Regions from separate parts of the Homo sapiens genome. Here region 2 is linked to region 1. A link is a loop called in an ENCODE intact Hi-C map of the cell type or tissue named here. Cell type or tissue: IMR-90. All regions are shown on one strand. Each heading gives the region's core, and the rest is flanking DNA. Links, peaks and the distances in the headings are about the cores only.

Evidence for each region. Hi-C counts contacts between places; a loop is a spot of excess contacts. Peaks named below come from ENCODE experiments on the same cell type or tissue, not always from the same donor. Only the 100,000 strongest peaks of a DNase experiment are listed, where the experiment ranks them.
Region 2: it touches region 1 in a loop (4-fold over the local background); 3 of 110 quality-filtered maps call a loop at or near these places.

Annotation. Positions count from the first base shown.
Region 1 is chr9:83,933,303-83,943,053 of GRCh38, forward strand. QNG1 (Q-nucleotide N-glycosylase 1) reads right to left here. Exons shown (of 4, transcript NM_032307.5): 4 at 5,009-6,441. The coding sequence ends at 6,209. Among named protein-coding and RNA genes, the nearest start is that of KIF27, 17 kb to the left of the region's middle. In IMR-90, for the core only: a CTCF peak has its summit at 4,758 (motif pointing right); DNase peaks (open chromatin) are centred at 669, 1,489, 2,119 and 4,759; H3K27ac peaks cover 79 bases.
Region 2 is chr9:85,606,090-85,615,840 of GRCh38, forward strand. The region is part of intron 17 of AGTPBP1 (ATP/GTP binding carboxypeptidase 1); the gene reads right to left. Among named protein-coding and RNA genes, the nearest start is that of AGTPBP1, 130 kb to the right of the region's middle. In IMR-90, for the core only: a CTCF peak has its summit at 4,181 (motif pointing left); a DNase peak (open chromatin) is centred at 4,152; H3K4me3 peaks cover 216 bases.

The DNA of each region.
Region 1 (9,751 bases), core at 505-8,504:
GAGGTTGAGGCTGCAGTGAGCAGTGATCAAACCACTGCACTCCAGCTTAGGTGACAGAGTGAGACGCTGCCTCTAAAAAACAAAGCAACACTTTTTTTTTTTTTGAGATGGAGTCTCGCTTTGTCACCCAGTCTGGAGTGCAGTGGCGCAATCTCGGCTCACTGCAAGCTCTGCCTCCCAGGTTCACGCCATTCTCCTGCCTCAACCTCACAAGTAGCTGGGACTACAGGTGCCCGCCACCACGCCCAGCTAATTTTTTGTATTTTTAGTAGAGACAGGTTTCACCGTGTTAGCCAGGATGGTCTTGATCTCCTGACCTTGTGATCCTCCTGCCTCGGCCTCCCAAAGTGCTGGGATTACAGGCGTGAGCCACCACGCCCGGCCAAAGCAACATGTTTATGTTTTTTTAAAAAAGGAACAAAGCTGTTGAGCCTTAATAATTGCATTCTACTCCTGCAACCAAATACAGGTTAGTATTCTATATCAACTGACTCTTAGTCTATCTTGAGAGTGGCAAAATGGGAATGGCGAAGAAAGGGAGAGAATTCCTAGGTTTGTCCTGTCTCCAGACAGGAAGTTGGATTAGTGCTTTCTTTTCCTTTTCCTTTTTTTTTTTTCTTTTGAGACATAGTCTGGCTCTATTGCGCAGGCTGGAGTGCTGGAGTGCAATGATGCAATCTCAGCTTGCTGCAACCTCTGTCTCCCAGGTTCAAGTGATTCTCCTGATCTCAGCCAAGATCGTACCATTGCACTCCAGCTTGGGCAACAAGAGTGACATTCCATCTCAAAAAAAAAAGAAAGAAAAGAAAAGAAATATGAGGTATGGTCTTTGTGCATTTTAATCCCTAGACTGTAACTAGTTACATGATCATGGCTAAAGCCAGCTCTATCCCTGGGCTTATTTTGTTGATCACTACAATTGCTTTTTCACTATGCTAGTTTTAGTTTGATTTATTTCATTTAAAACTAAAACATCCTTAACCCAAAGGGATAAAAGAAAGGAAAAGATACACAGTGTATGGAAAAAAGAGAAATTTAGATGAATGGCACAATAATATATTTCTCCAAACTTCCAATTGTTTAATCAATAAATTGTATACCTGCAAGGAATTTTACAAATTACAGGCATGCATCACATAACAATGATTTGGTCACCCATGAACTGCATACACCATAGTATATGGTATCCCATGAGATTATCCCATCCCAGTGGGACAAGACCAGACACAGACCCTTCAATTCCTCATTCTTTTTTACAATTTTTTTTTTTTTTTCCGTAGAGACGGGGTCTTGCTATGTTGCCTAGGCTGGTCTTGAACACCTGGGCTCAAGTAATCCTCCTGTGTGGGCCTCTCAAAGTGGTGGGATTACAGATGTGCATCACCATGCTCAGCCCAATTCCTCATTCTTTGTCTCTCTATTAGAACTCTTTGTCCACCTAAAACCAGCATGACACAGAGATAAATATTTCCTGTTTGGCAACTGACTGAGACTTCTGATTGCAAAACAATCCCACATGTAAGTCCTCCACCTGTAACTTGTATACTCCTCTCTATAAAAGTCTAAGGCAAAACCACCCTGCCAAGAGACTCTGATCTTTGGATTTGGAGTGCTTTTCCTATTGTAATAGCCTGAATAGATCAATTCCCTTACTTGTTTAGGTTTTGTATTTGACTATAGCACCCACCAAAAAGCTGGAAATTTTAAACTAAAGCAAAAAACAGCACACCTCGAGAAAGACGGGTCACAGAGTTGCAAGGAAAAGGAAGGTCTAGTTGCCTCAAAGCTGATCCCCTAGGTCATATACAGTCATTAAATCCGCATCTGGGGCAGACTGGGGTGCCAGCCTGACTAAGCCATTATCCATTCAGCTTCAGGGGAGGGGACACTGTGAGGAAGCTCAATACATGATTTCTGAATTGAATGAAACAAAATCTATTAATTTGCCTTGGTGCTAATTAGGGAGAAGTTTAAGGTTGATAAAGGAAAAAAAGCAGCCCCTGATAAAAAGCTGGCCTGGCACCCACAGCTATACCAGTTAGTCTTCTGTTGGACATAATCACTTTCCTAGCCTTCTTGGCAGTTAGTTGTGGTCACGTGACTAAATCCTAGTAAGATGAAACCAAAGTGGAATGTGGTGGCTACCAAAGCCTTTCTTGTCAACCCTTTGTTTTTTTCTTTCTTTCTTTCTTTTTTTTTTTTTTTAGAGACTGGATCAGAAAGGTTACTCAGAGACCATGATAAAGTAAGACTAAATAAGGCCACTTCAGAATTTTGCCTAACCACAGAAAAATACAAGGGCATCGTGCCGTACAAAGTACCCAAACATCCTATCTCCACTAAAATGAGTGACTGCTGACTTCTTTACCAATGACAGCTTTATCCTTACTCTTGTCTGCCCTCCCTATAGAAAAAATTTGAGGCAGTCAATGGTAGAGCAGCCAATAGTATAACTGATCCTGCTTTCTGAGAGTATCCAATCTCAACAGAACAGTTTCCTTAGACCCTGCCCCAAATAATCCTCCTACTGAGTCACCCCATGCTACAAGTAATAAATCTAACCTGTTTACTTTGGTTGGAAAGCATTGACAAGGTGCCTTGGCTAAACAACTTGAGTTCATAGAGTGAGGCAAATCATTAGGAGGCCTCTGAAGAAAAATAATTGAAATTTGTTTACAAAACAAAATATTTTATAACTGATGGCAAATCAAAGGCTACTAAAGGAAACTGAGTCACCAAAGAATTAGAAAAGACTTCTCTGAATGGAGGACTGTGCCAGGGAGTTTCAGGAGGCTGTGCACATTTTCATTACCTTTAAAAGGGTGTGCAGAATGAATCAACACAACTGAAAACACTTTCAGAACTTAATTCTACATTCCATTCTCTTCTGGAACGTCAGGAGCTAGCCCCATGTTAATTATGTTCCCCCAGACTACCCTGAAATCCAAGAGGGATGTTATCTCCACACAAATCCCCAAAAACCAAAAATGTTAGAACTAGAACACTACCATTTTGCAATCCCTAATGAAATAATAGATCTGAAAAATAATCATCCATGGCTGTTAAAGCCATTAGGCAAAATGTTATTTTAATGCTCTTAGTCTGTATCAGGTAAGAAAACTATAAAATCCACTTAATGGGTGGCAAAAACTTCTTGCTGTTTCCCAGTATCCACCCATACTTTTTTTTTTTCTCGAGACTGGGTCTCACTCTGTTGCCCAGGTTGAAGTGCAGTGGTGATCATTGCTCACTGCAGCCTCGACCTCCTGGGCTCAAGCGATCATCCCGCCTTTGGCTTCCCAAAGTGCTGGGATTATAGGAATGAGCCATTGTGCCCAGGCCCATCCATACTCTCTACACAGTTTAGCTGGTATCCAATGCCCATAATACATGCCACTTTCCTAGCCTTCTTGGCAGTTAGTTGTGGTCACGTGACTAAATTCTAGTAAGATGAAACCAAAATGGAATGTGGTGGCTACTAGAGCCTTTCTTGTCAACTCTTTTTGTTTCTTCCTTATTTTTTTTTAAGAGACTGGATCTCGCTACATTGCCCAGGCTGGACATGAACTCCTACGTTCAAGGGATCCTCCTACCTCAGTTCCTCCCCACCACACAGTGGCTGGGACCATAGGAGCGAGCCACTGCACCTGGCTTCAACCCTTTCTTTCTACTCTTCTTTATTGCTTCAATCCTGCTGGCTAGATTAGAATGCAGGCATCCAGGATTGATTCCAGGTTATGCTCAGTGGCAGAAGAGAAAAGGCAGCTGGGTCTGGGAAACCATGGCTCACAGCTGTAAACGCGGTGCTTTGGAAGGCCAGTGGCAGGAGGACTGCTTGAGCCTAGGAGTTCGAGACCAACCTGAGCAACATAGTGAGACCCCATCTCTACAAAAAATTTAAATTAGCCAGATATAGTGGCATGCGCCTGTGGTCCCAGCACTTTGGGAGGATTGCTTGAGCCCAGGAGTTCAAGGTTACAATGAGCTATGATCTCACGACTGTGCTCCAGCCTGGGTGACAGTGAGACCATCTCTAAAAAAATAAAAAATAAAAAATAAAAAAAAAGAGAGTGGAGAAGGAGAAGAAAAAGAGGGGGGAGGGGAAAGAAGGGAAGAAGAAGGAGGAGGGCAGAGAAGCAAAGGGGAGGAGAAGAGGGAAAGGGGGAAGGGAAGACAGGAAGTGCCAGAAGGGTGGCAGGAGCAGAGGCCCAGAGATTACACTGGAAACTGTTATGATGCTTTCTGGTACAAGTTACAGAAAACTAATTCAAGATGCTGGAAATAATAAGGTAATGTGTTTATTATCTCAAGTATGAAGTCCATGGATAGGATGGGCTCAGGCATGGAAAGTATAGCTGGGCTCTAGCTCCACAAAATGGCTACCTGCATGATAGCAGGTATCATGCTAAAAGCATTGCTCAGAGGAAGAAAAGGGAACTTTGTCCTATATCTCTTTCTTAAAAGTGAAGAATCCTTTTCTAGAAGCTTCCCAGCAGACTTGTCATCCAGTGTCACTGTCCAGAACTAGATTATATACCCATTATCAAAGCAATCACAGGCAAGGAGAGTAAAGTGACCAGGAATAGTAAACCATTCATACAAGATCTACCTCCAGAACTGGGGATGGGATCACCATCCCCTGAGTCATACAGGACAGGGATAGACACAGGACCACTCCTATGGTTGTGCAAGTTGTGTAGTGCACAACTCCAGGAGGCCTCACTCACAGTCATTTGTAAGGTTATTATGACAAATTTCCAGCAGATGGCAGTAAAGTGCTTGGGAAAAGGGCATCTTTTTCTGACTTTTCTGAAGTCACAGCAAGCAGACAAGGTAGATACCTAACAAAATCAAGATTCTGTTAGAAGGAATGTGGCGGGGGTGGTGGGAAATGAGTACTTGACAGGTAATGAGAGTTCTGCAGCAGAAGGTAAATAATCTAACTTACAGTAAACCTTTTAAAATTATATATAGTAAATTCTATTTTAATGAAATAATCCATTCCAGGTTTAAGAAAAATTTTGAATATTTTTATTGAATTCCAATATAGTTACTCTGAAAAAACAAATTAGACAGATATCCTAAATTGAAAATCATGATGTACAAAACCCACTGTCATTACCAATAAAAAGTTTAAAATAAAGTGTCAAGATTGATTTTTACAAGAACAGCATTCATATATCAAAAACCTCTCTCTTTTTTATACCAAATGATTAAGGTATACTGAAAATTACACACCTCAAGAAAATATATCAGTAGATGAAATATTATCACTGAAGATTAGTCACATAAGGCATGATTAGTTTTGGGAAATTTAAATAAAATATTAAAGTTCCTTCACGATTTCCGTCAACTACATGTCCACAGGGGGGAAAAAAAAAAAACATAAGTCAAAACTAAACAGGCAGACAAATGATAAAGTTGGGAATACATAGCGATGTCAGGAATTTTTTTTTTTTGAGACAAGGTCTCCATCTGTTGCCCAGGATAGAATGCAGTGGCGTGACTGTGGCTCACTGCAGCCTCAAACCCCTGGGCTCAAGCAATCCACCCTCCTCAGCCTCAGCCTACCGCGTATTTGGGATTACAGAGCGTGCCACCATGCTAGGCTAATTTTTAAATTTTTGTAGAGATGGGGGTCTCCCTATGTTGCCTAGGCTGGTCTTGAACTCCTCGCCTCAAGCAATCCTCCTGCCTTGGCCTCCCAAAGTGCTAAGATTATACATATGAGCCACCACATCTGGCCTAGGAAGTTTTGTTGTTGTTGTTGTTGTTGTTGTTGTTTTTTGAGACAAAGTTTCACTCTTGTTGCTGAGGCTGGAGTGCAATGGCCTAATCTCGCCTCACTGCAACCTCCACCTTCTGAGTTCAAGCGATTCTCTTGCCTCAGCCTCCCAAGTAACTGGGATTACAGGCACGTGCCACCACGCCCAGCTAATTTTGTATTTTTAGTAGAGATGGGGTTTCACCATGTTGGCCAGGTGGTCTCAAACTCCTGACCTCAGATGATCCACCCGCCTCAGCCTCCCACAGTGCTGGGATTACAGGCATAAACCACTGTGCCCGGCCTAGGAAGTATTTTTCAAGTGAGAATGGGCAATCAATTTCCTATAACCTCGATCATGTTCTCTAAATATCAAAGCAAAACTGTACAGATGATATGATATAAAACGCAGGGGGTTTTCTTTGGATCAGTTTACACTTGAGGTCAATAATATATGCAACGTATGCGATGAAACGGAATTCCTTTCATATCTTCCCTATGGTCATGGGCATAGTCCCATAAGTAATAATCCAGAAGAATGGAATTGATCTCTCCATTAGGTTTTTCACCCTTTTGTTCAATAAGCTCCAGAAGACAATCCCGGATCAGCTCAACACACCAAAGCGAGCACCCTCTGATTTCCACCTCTTGCCTGTCTCCATATGAGAGCATTTCTCCTGCAAGGGGGAAAAGCAGTAAGAAAAATTAATAGTCAATGATACATAATCTACTTGAACTTTCCTGTAGAACAAAACAGAGTATTTAAATGGTACTCATTTTAAAACTGTAAATCTCAGACGTTATTTTTGGTAATTTAAATCATTTCAAAACTTTCGCACTGATTTTAAATTACAAGTTAAATTCCACAAAGACAGGGGCCATATCTGGCTTGTCTCAATATTCCCAGGAGCTAGCATAGCACCTTGCACATACTAGCTCCCCAATAAATATTTGATAAATGAGTAAGTGGTAACCATAAATTTAAAACTATGACTGCTAGTTATTAAAAAGATGGAATTTAAAATTGGGTTTGATACCAGAAATAAAATTATTGTAGGCTGGGTGCAGTGCCTCACCTCTGTAATGCTAGCAATTTGGGAGGCTGAGGTAGGAGGATTACTTGAGCTCAGGAGTTCAAGACCAGCCTGGGCAACATGACAAAACCCTGTCTCTACAAAACATACAAAAATTAGCCAGGCATGGTGGTATGTGCCTGTAGTCCCAACTACTCAGGAGTAGTAGTCCCAGCATGGTAGTATTGCCTGTAGTCCCAGCTACTCGGGAGGTTGAGGTGGGAGGGTCGCTTGAGTCCAGAAGACAGAGGTTGCAGTGAGCCGAGATCACGCCATTGCACTCCAGTCTAGGCAACAGAACCAACCGTATCTCCAAAATAAATAAATATTTATTTTGGGAATATCTGATCCTGCAAGGTAGGCACTGGCTGTGTCTTACCACTGAGACTAGAGTAGGACTCATGGACCCATGTCTATATGCAGCAGCCAGATGCAAACTGTAGTGAGCGAGGTAGTGTACATAGTACTATGCAAAGGTACTGTGTGTTTCCATATTTTTCTTATGAGAGAAGTCAGGAAGTTTGATTTTTATGTGAAATCTCCTAATTTTCAAGTGTTGGAAACTAATTAAAAATTGCTAGGCCATTTTTCAGGCCAAACCTAACACAACTGCAAGCTGTATTTGGCCTCTGGCCACCAAACTGCACCCATGCACAAAGTCTCACAGTACCCAGGATATCTTGTGACCTTAAGTAGTGTTACTTATGCCCCCTCCATCCAACTCTCCCATGGGCTTAGGCACTGGTCAGTGGAACAGGTGGGGAAACAGTGATTAACCAGGTTCCTCCATTTCCTTACTTTGCCCCAGGTGCTAGCATAGAAGCCCATACCTTCCTCTTCAGTTTTGCTGTTAATCATTTCCTCCAAATTTGACTATCAACTTGCTAAAACTGCCAAATCAGCCAACAGAGTGGCCACGGAGGCAGACGCTCCCACCCGAGTAGAGCTATCAGGTAAGACACTGCTCCACTTGGCGGCTGGACTGTAACCTTGAGGCAGAGGTACAAAGTTAAGCAGCACTCAGGTTCCTGACCCAGGATCATAAATGTCTGTTGTTTTAACCACTAAATTTTAGCGTAATTTGTTACACAGCAATAGATAATAGTAGTGGGTTGAACTGTGGCTCATAAAAAGATACATTCAAGTCATAACACCTGGTACCTGTGACTTTGACTTTGTTTGGAAATAGGGACTTTGCAGATGTAATCAGGTGAAGAGGTCATACTGGATTAGGATCAACCTTAAATCCAATGAAGGAAAGGTGAGACCCCTTCTCTACAAAAAATGGAAAAAGTAGCCAGGCATGGTGGTATGCACCTCTAGTAGCCCCAGCTACTCAGGAGGCTGGGGCTGAGAAGGGAGGATCGCTTGAGCCCAGGAGTTTGAAGCTGCAGTGAGTTATGATCATGCCACTGCACTCCAGCCTTGGTGACAGAGTAAGACCCTGTTTCTAAACAAAAAAGAAAGCAAGCAAGAAAAGAAGAGGATACAGGTCGGGTGCAGTGGCTCATGCCTGTAATCTCAGCACTTTGGGAGGCCAAGGCGGGTGGATCACCTGAGGTTAGGAATTCGAGAGCAGCCTGGCCAACATGGTAAAACCTTGTCTCTACCAAAAATACAAAAATTAGCCAGGCATGGTGGTGGGCACCTGTAATCCCAGCTATCCAGGAGGCTGAGGCAGGAGAATCACTTGAACCCGGGAGAAGGAGGTTGCAGTGAGCTGAGATGGCGCCATTGCACTGGGCGACAAGAACAAAACTCCGTCTCAAAAAAAAAAAAGAAGAAAAGAGGATACAAAGAGACAGGAGACACAAGGATAAGAAGGCCATGATTGGTGTGATGCAGCTACAAACCAAGGAATGTCAAGGACTGCTGGAGCCACAAGGTACTGGAAAGAGGCAAGGTAGAATTATTCCCAAGAGCCTTTAGAGGAAGGATGGTCCTGCCAACATCTTGATTTCAGACTTCCAGTCTCCAGAACTGTGACACAATACATTTCTGTTCCTTGAAGCCATCTAGTTTGTGGTAATTTGTTATGTCAGCCCTAGGAAACTAATGTAATAACTAATGCAGCAACTTACAGTATGGGATAGAACATGGACTTCAGACAGAAAAAGACATTTAAGTGGACTGACATAGATTAGAGTCAGGGAAGGTAATATGGCCCAGGTATTTGGTCTAAAAACTGGCCCTGGAATCACAGTGAAAAGCTAACTTTAGTTAAATTGCATTGTTAGTCTTTATAATTGGCCAAGTACTACGTCTTTGGTGAAGAGATGGGTTAAAGACAGTGGACAGAAATCTAAGTGGCACTTCCAAGGGTTGTCCCTGAGATACCCAGATGAGGGGAGAAGGGAAAGAATATAAATGTAGCAAATCCTCAAGTTTGGAAGTACCATTGGAAGCCAGTTAAGGAAGGTCCTACCTCACCTGGTCAAATTAAGCTGGTCCTAGATTTCACTTAAGGTAGTTTTTAAAAATGAGTACACTATACTTATGTTTGTTACATTACATTTACAGTTTGTTTATTTTTGGTCTAGTTTTGCAGTAACATACCTTTTGGAAAACAAAATCCAAATTTTACTTAAATGCACTAAGTGGCAAAAGAATTTGTCCACCCTGTATCAAACTAGCTACGGATAGGAGAGTACCCTTTTAGAAGCAAGGCATAAATGGAGGCAGTAATGAGTGCCAGTGGATATTGGAAAAGAGCCTCTGGAGTTGAAATGGATGGGAGAAGAAAATTCTGACATCTCTGTACAACTATGCTGGATGATCCCTTCTCACTAGGGTTTTTCTCATAGTAGCAGAGACAATTAAGTGCCATAAAAACTGAGAAGGAGATGGACAAATCACTATAAGTGAGGACAGCATTTGAGTGAAGCCTCTGTGATGTATAGGATTTGAATTGAAA
Region 2 (9,751 bases), core at 936-8,935, 1.7 Mb after region 1:
AACAATCAACAGGGTGAAGAAACAACCTGTCGAATGGGAGAAAATATTTACAATCTATTTATCTGACAAGGGATTAGTATCCAAAATATACAAGGAACTCAAACAACTCAATAGTAAAAAATAATCATAATAATCTCATTAAAAAGTAGGCAAAGGACATAGATATTTCTCAAAAAGAAGATATACAAATGGCCAACAGGCATATGAAAAAATGTTCAACATCACTAATCATCAGGGAAATGCAAATCAAACTACAATGAGATACCATCTTACCCCAGTTAAAATGGCAATTATTAAAAAGAGAAAAAAAAAAAAAGATGTTAGTGAGGATGTGGAGAAAAGAGAACTCTTACATACTGTTGGTGGGAACGTAAATTAGTGTAGTCACTATGGAAAACAGTACAGAAATTTCTCAAAAAACTAAAAATAAAACAACATAAGATCCAGCAATCCCACTACTGGGTATTTATCCGAAGTAAAGGAAATCAGTATACTGAAAGGATACCTACACCCACCCCATGTTTATTGTAGCACTATTCACAATAGCAAAGATATGAATCAACCTCAGCATCCATCAATGGATGAATGAATATAGAAAATGATATATATACACAATGAAATACAATGTGGCCATAAAAAATGAAATCATGTCCTTTGCAGCAACATGGATGGAATTGGAAGTCTTTATGTCAAGTGAAATAAACCAGGCATAGAAAGACAAATATTGCATGTTCTCACTCATATGTGGTAGGTAAAAAAGTTGATCTCATGGAAGTAGAAATTAAAATAATAGATACAAAAGCTGAGAAGGGTGTGTGGGAGGGATAAGGGGGGTGAAGAGAGGTTGGTTAATGAGTGTAAATATATAGTTCAAGAAAAGAAATGTTTTAATGTTCTATAGCAGAGTTGGGTGACTATCAGTAACAATATATTGTATATTTCAAAATGGCTAGATGAGAGGACTTAAAATATTCCTAACATACAGAAATGATAAATCATCAAGGTGATGGATATCCTAAATACCCTGACTTGATTGTGACACATTCTATACATGTAACAAAATATCACATATACCCCATAAATATGTGCAAATATTATGTATCAATTTTTAAAAGTTAACTATATAAAGTAGTGAAAGGTTCAAGTTAAGGTCAAATAGCACTTTAGATTTGTCTCATGTGTTCTAATGTTATAAAAAACAATTATTATTACATTACATTTAAAACAATGTATTCTCATATCACATTTAAAACAATCATATTAAATGCTGGTCACAGTGAAGTTAGCTATATTTGGATATTCTGACTGTAACAAAAACCATTTGGACAAAGTAAGTTGCCCCAGCAAGAATCAATCAAATGAGGTAAACTCAGACTCAATAAACCAGTCTATTCAACCTGATATAGTATGGAAAGCCTATATCTGAGCAAGATTTATTCATTAGTGAAAGGATAAACCTTCATGTATGTAAAACAAGTGTGCTTAAAACTGTAAATTTTTTGCCTCAAATATAGATAATCAAAATATTAAATTGCCAGAGTGCCAATGGCACTAGCCCCTAATAATATCCAAGTAAAGGCCAAAGTTTTATTGAGAACATGGTTAATATTATGTGCAAATACAAAGAAAGATGAGGTGTTTTAGGTCATAATCATTAATGTACTATAAATCACAGATTTGTAAAATGTTGGAGTTGATGTTAACACCCTCATTTAACAGATGAGGAGAACAAGAAAAGTTTAAAGTGGAGCTCTAATAAACCTGAAGGCATCTATCGTAAGCTGCATGTTATTTACACCCAATGACTCTACGTAGAAAAAAATACATGCTTCTAACACGTCTAGTATTACAGCTGCGATTTCAGATTCAGATTCAGGTGGCTGCCATTATCCTCCAGTCTCAGAATTTGATTTTTCATCCCAACCAAAGAAGAAATAAATAAATTCAATAAGTAGCACATATAAAACCACACATGACCCAGGCCTTCAGCATTACTAGAAGACAGAATATAACAAACTTTAAATTGTTTATAAATAGTAAAATGAGCAAAGATATAGAGGATGGAACAACAGAATTGGGGTTGAAATCTTTAAAGTAGATTTTAGAATAAAAAATATTTAATGAGAAAAAGGAGGAATTTTATAATGACAAAGTCACAATTCATAATGAAAATATAATAATACTTAATATCAATGCATCTGATAAGATCAACCTCCTACATAAGGCAGAAACTACAGAAGATATAAGCAGAAATCGACAGGGACATACTATTGATATAGTCTTCAAAACACCACTCTCAGAATAAGATAGAACAATTGAACAAGAAAACAAAATATAGAGAACCAAATGACATAATCAATGTGGCAATTTTTACATCTAAATGTCAAATGTCTCATCCTGATACAGATGAAAAATATATCTTCTTATGTGAAGAAGATATATTCTTTATTATCTTCTTCTCAACAGCACATGATACATTCATAAAAATTGATAATATATATGACAATATATTATCAGCAAATTTTAAGCAAAGATATCTTCTTTGCTTGGAATTTGATGATAATATATTAAGATATAATATAAGATGATATAAGTAATATATCTTCTCAATAGCACAATACATTCACAAAAACTGATAATATATTACATCACAGGGAAAACAACACCAAATTTCACAAAACAGAAATATTACAAACTCTGGTCACAGTGTACTAAAACTAGAAATTACAAACAAAATGAAAAAAACAAACAGGGAGGGAACCCACGCAGGAGGATGGAAGGAAGAATAATTTGGGATATCAGACCCTCAATAGGGTGGAGGAAGGCATCTGTCCAAATAGACAACAGGGAGATTATTACATAAACTGGAATTGATCAAACAAGTTAATATATTACGGACAGTGGGGCCCAAAATTATCTCTGTTGGAGAAGAAAGTTGTAAATATGGAAAGAAAACAAGAATAAAGCCTGTGTTATTTGCTCGAAAGTTAAGGTATAAGTATAATCTCATGGAGTGTATGTGTGTTTGTGTGATTATATACACACATACATAAATATGTACCTACAAATATGGAAACCACTACAAATGTGAATTACTGTGTAAATATTATGTATGTATTAAATATACTCCCTAATTGTTCATTGAGATAGTTTGTAAACAGTAATAACCCAATAGCAATGTGTATACCAAGTGTACAGATCTTTTTTTTTTTTTTTTTGAGATGGAGTTTCGCTCTTGTTGCCCAGGCTGGAGTGCAATGGCATGATCTTGGCTCACTGCAACCTCCACCTCCCAGGTTCAAGCGATTCTCCTGCCTCAGCCTCCCAGGTAGCTGGGATTACATGCAGGTGCCAGGCTCATTTTTGTATTTTTAGTAGAGACGGGGTTTCACCATGTTGACCAGGCTAGTCTCAAACTCCTGACCTGGTGATCCGCCTGCCTTGGCCTCCCAAAGTGCTGGGATTACAGACGTGAGCCACCGCGCCCGGCCAGATCTTGGTTTTTAAACATCATTCACTACTAAAGTAAAATGGCACTCTTTGAAGAAATGGCAGATTTCATTCAGGGGTAGAGAAAAGCAAGATGGGCCTTGTGCCAAAAAGCAAGGGCACCCATAAGGAATGACAGGGATATCTCAAAAGGGCACACACACCAGCATTAATGGTATCCCACTGGCCAAATCCTGGACAATTTGAATATCAAAATAAATAATGATAGCAACAAATTATAACTCATTGAGTCAAATAGGAAACCCAGTCTATACTGATAATACATTAAAAGCTTGAGAAGGAACAAGATATTTAGATAGTCTCAAAGTACCTCAATGTATAACACTAATTACAAAGAGAAGAAGGAAATGTAGGAAAGCCACACACCTAAATAATATTAAACTGTAAAGAGCACCCCAAAAGGCAAAAATGTATGAGGAACATTTGTCAGGGGGACTAATCCATTCTAGGGAGGCAGAGGAGACTTGAATTAACTAACGTGGGCAAAGCGGTGAGAATGCTACAGACTAGACTCCAAAATTGTACTTTATTGCCTGGTTCCAAACATGTTCAATTTATGTAAGAAGGCAGTTGAAAATCCTCAGAAATCTGAGAGAAACAAAGATGGAGAGAAAGTGAAAGAGAAGCTTGGTACTGAAGCTCCAAGTCACTAAAATGCAAGACTGCCATCTGGTGGTAATTTCAGCAAATCCCTTCCAAGTAATGGGGGGGTAAGAGGGGGTGATGGATTGAAACAGACACAGCACTATTTAGTGACACACATTCTCAAATTCAGTATTTCAAAGGCAGTATTCTCTTTACAATTGAAAATACAGTGTGAAACATAAATATTTTTAAACTGCTTAATTTTAAGATCATTCACTTGTGAAAACCACTAAGTATTCAATAGAATCACTTTTAAAAAGCTCAAAGAAAAGGACAACTTGAAAGAGAAGCAACTGCCAGCCTGTTCCTTTTTGGGGACACTGCCAAAGAACAAGACCTCTATTGGGCACATTTTCTAGAATCCAACACTTAAATAGTACCCCAACCGGCACGCCCCAATCAAAAAAAAAATTACAGACAATAAGCTACTCTCCTAACTGATACTACTTCCTCATTTCAATCATGTCTGACAATTAAATAAATACCTCCAGATGAAGAAGTTTCCACTGCACATACTTTCTTTGGTCATCAGCCCCCACCCTTAAAATGAATTATTGCTAGTTATAATTGCTTACAATGTTAAATTCTAGTTTACCAAAATATTGGTCCCTTTCTTTTAATTCTGTTAATGTTAAGACAAACCAAGATTTGCTTTATGTTGTACTGACCTAACAAATCTAAAGATAAGTTTAATAAAATATTACATCTACCTAAACAGCTCCCATAGCTTCTACTAACTTCCTAGTTAAATACTTACAAATACATGGAAATAAGAAGAAAACTCACAATAGACAACTTATCATCAGAATCTGGAAGGAATCTCTATTAAACTTAAGGCAGATGGAGCAAGACTGAAAAATCCAATGCAGAATATGCCTCGTGATCTGTATCTTGTGGTTTAGGGGCTTTTCTTTTTTTTTTTTTTTTTTTGCATTTTACATTTTGGATTCCACAGCTAAAATAAGTGTCACACTAAATAAAAAATAAAGAAAACAATAAAGAAGTACAAAAATAGAAAGCATAAAAACCCAAACACATCAATTGTAAGAATTTTAAACAGGTTAAACTCCTCTATTAAAAGACAAATGATCAAACAACAAAATCCAACCTCTTATTTATGAAAAAAAAAGCAAACATACATCAAGCAAATTCAAACCAATATAAAAACAGAATTCAAGGCAAAAGATGCTGAATGAGATAAATGTGATAATTTTATACTATTAAAGAGATATGCAAAAGGAAAATGGAAAACTTACAAAATTCTGTGTGCCAAGTAACATTGTATTAAAATAGAAAAAAAAAGTTTTTAAATGAAGGCTTGACAGAAACACAACATAATTGAAAGACTATTAAGTATTTTTAAGTCTTAGGTAGATAGAGAAGACAAAAAATAAACAAGGATATAGAAAGTTGAATAGATGTATAATATTAAATATGAAACAATATATTTTTGGGGGACAGAGTCTCACTATGTCACCCAGGCTGGAGTGCAATAGCACAGTCTCAGCTCACTGCAACCTCCACCTCCCGAGTTCAAGCTATTCCCCTGCCTCAGCCTCCTGAGCAGCTGGGATTACAGGTGTGTGCCACCAAGCCTGGTTAATTTTTTGTATTTTTAGTAGAGATGGGGTTTCACCATGTTGGTCAGGCTGGTCTCGAACTCCTGACCTTGTGATCTACCCACCTCAGCCTCCCAAAGTGCTGGGATTACAGGCATAAGCCACCATGCCCAGCCAAATATGAAATAATAAGAAATCTCTCTCTATATATATTGGTCTCTACCCCCCAGTTCCTGGCTCAGAGCTCCTAAAACCCTTGTCATTTCCCAAGCAATGGAGGTGCCAGAAACATCTTTTGTTCTAATATTTGGTCTTTGACCCCACTCCCTGACAAAGAGCTTCTAAATCTCTTAGAACTTCCTGGTGATAGAAACAACTTCTATTCTAATGAGGCAGCTCTTGGTGTACTCTTTGATGGGGATTGGTCACCAAAAAGACCAAGTCATGATAAGAAGCTTGGAACTTTCAGCCCCAAACTCCATCCTCAAGGGAAAGGAAAGGAGATGTAAACTGAGTTAATAATCATATCGATGTGATGAAGCCTCCATAAAAATCTCCAAAACACGGGATTCAGAGAGCTTCCAAGTGATGAATGCATCCACATGCCAGAAGGGTGGGGCACTCCAACTCCATGGGGAAAAAAGCTCCTGTACCCAGGACCCTTCTGGACCTACCTGTTCATCGGGCTGTTCATCTGAATCCTTAAATCTATCCTTTATAATGAACTGTGAATCGTAATTCAGTGTTTCCCTGAGTCCTGTGAGCTGCCATAGCAAATTATCAAAGTGAGGAGGGTTATGGGACCCCCTGTTTGTAACCAAGTCAGAGAGAAGTATGGTAACCTGGGGACCCACTACTTTTGACTGGCATCTGTAGTGAGGGGCAGTCGTGGGAGACTGAGTCCTTAATCCTTGAGGTCTGCACTAACTCCAGGTAGTTTGTATCATAACTGAATTGTAGGAAGGACACCCAGTTGGTGTCTGGAGAGTAGAAGAACTGGAATGTGTGGAGAAAATAATCCCCACACATTTGGGCACAGAAGTGTGGGAAGTGGTGTGAGTAGTAGGAAGAAAAACAGGTTTTTTTTTTTTCTCCTCACTAAACAATGTATGTTACATTATGTTGCCTAAAAAGAATGAATATTATTTTCCAAGTGCCCATGAGCACAAAACTGACCAGATATTAAGCCACAAAAAATTACTGCAAATCATAAATTCCACATCAGTGAACAAAATGGATTAAAATTTGAAAGAATGAGAAAAGTCTTCACAAAAATAATACAACCAACTAAAATGTAAACTCTTGCCTAAATAATTCTAATCTAAAGGATACCACATTACATACAAGTAATATAAAAAATAACAAGGAGATCTTAATATTAAAATTTGAAAGGGAAATACAGAAGTTGTAATCAAGAGAAAATTTGAAACTTAAATACTTTGATCAACAGACAAAAATAAATTTAGGTAAACATACCAGAAGTTAGAAAAAGAAAAAAAAATCAGCCTGCAGAGAGGTAAAGAGAGAAATTAATAAGTATAAAAAATTCCAATAGAAATAATGAATAAACCAGCTTTTTAAAATTATAAAACAACAAAATAAGTTTTAAGTACCAAAAAATTGGAAAAAACTAATCCAGAGAATAAGCAAATATACATATTGCAGATAGCACACAAATTTCTGCTACTGAATTTTTAAAATCTAAATGTCACTGACATAAAAATATATAATACAAATTATCAAGACTCCCTCAACAAAAAATAAAAAACTAGTCTAGACTGAGTTATAGAAAACTCTGAAAAAGTCCAAAAGCACCCCCTCTCACCCAATTAAAGGGTACAGAATCAGACAGTTTTAGAGGCACATTTTTTGCAAATTTCATTAAAACATATGTTATTTAAACTGCTCCAGAACATAGGGTGCAAAAATAAAAGCCTTTACATTTAAGTGTTCAAAGTAAGATCAGCCTCCTTCCAAAACTAGACAAAGATAGTTCTCGAAAAAGAAACTGACTTGTCTAACTTATGATGTAAAACCTTTAAACAAAATTTTAACAAATCAAAAATAGCTGTATCATAAAAGATCAATTCACACAGCCAAGCTGACCTATTCCTAAAATCCAAGGGTGGCTTAATAACATGAATATTATTAACATAATATAACACATCCAAAGGTTATAGACTATATGGTCACATTACATTCATTGATAAATGCAAAAAAATTCTTAAATCTGATTTTTTAAAAAAAGAAATTCTTTATTTTTATTTTTAGAAATAGAAAAATATGTATCTCAAAACAAGGATATGCTTAATGTAAACACTAGCAACATTCCCATTGAAGTTAAAATAAAATACAAGGATGCCCAGTGTACCCCTTTAATTTAAACATTGTTAAAATTCTATTCAAAAACAATGAAAGACACACAATATAGCTATGAATCACAGAAATTCTAGGTATCAAGAAAATCCAAAGTACCAACTCAGAAACTGTAACAACTAATAAAAAGTTCAGCAAGAAGGTTGATTTTCAAGTAAATATATAAAAATCAGTAGCTTTCTTAATAGAAGTAATGTTTGAAAATAGGAGTACTCTTTCACAACAGAAACAAAGGTAAACAGAAATATAAAACAATAAGAAAACTAAAAAACATAGGTGAAGGCATAAAAAAACTTGAATCAACAAAACAAAACATCACGTGCCTTAGTAGTAAGACTGGATATAAAATATTATGCCTCTCCCAAACTATTCCACAAATTTAATCCAATGGAAATTTTTGGTATTTGATAAAATTATTGTGAATCATATTCAGAATAAACTATTCAGAAAAAATAGGTAGAAAAGTCTGTATATCGTATTTGAAAATAACTACAGGATGTTAGACTATATTTTAAAGTCAAAATAAATTAGAAACACAGTGGTACTAGATCAACAAGAAACCCCCAAACATAATTAGTGTGTATGTAGGACCATAGATTATGAGAACTGCAGTGTTTCAAACCAATGGGGACATGTGTCTAAGAGGTCAAAATAATTGAATTCAAATTCAAAAAGTGAGGAATTATAAGCAAGTTATGGTGGCATTTTATCAATCAGGTTCTAATCTGTTTTTACTAACCTGACCATTGTCTGTAACAGCCAAAACAGAGCAACAATGTTTAACGGCTTCTGAACGGTATTTCGTACCTTTCGTTCATTCGTGGCTCAGGTATGCAGTTGTAAATGTGAAATGTCTAACAATTCAATAAATTCATCAACGACACTTTAAAACTCTTTGGAGAACGAATGAATTTAGTTGTAGCTACTTAACCACTAAGAATAGGATTAAGTTAAATCCCAATTCACAGAAAATACCAAAATAAATCCGGATGGATGCTGTTAAATATAAACACCAAAAACATACTATCAAATGCACTTCAAAAAGGCTGAACTAATTTAATACTTCACCAGCACTGTAGTACCCATTTTCCCTAGTCTTCAGCAACATATGTTCATTCTCTTTGAGAAATCCAACTTCTAGGAATTCATGGCAATAATCAGAAACATATATGTAAACAAATAATTAAGGGTATCTACTGCAAGACAGCTTATAATTTTGAAATGTGGAGAAAGACTTAAATCTTCAATCTGTTATCATTCATTTATTGTACCTTACTCAATAGAATATTACACAGACATTACTAATGATGCTGCTGAATAATATTTAATGGGCATGGGGAAAGTTTTTTTACAAATTATTGTACAGTTTTAAAAAAATGTAGTGTTACACATGAGCTTTCATACTATAATCCCAAATCTGTAAAAGAGTAAAACTTAATTTTAAAATTATGTATGTGAATGTGAATAAGTTTAAGAACAGATAACAAAATGTTAAACAATGGTTTTTTTTGGATGCTCCCTTTCTAAAGTTTTTCCTTTAAACTGTTTTTAATTTACTTACTTTCTCACATTAAATATCTACTGTTTTATCATCAGAAAAACATGCACGTGTACCTGGCATACAGATACTTCTATGAATTATAAATACAAATATCTATGTA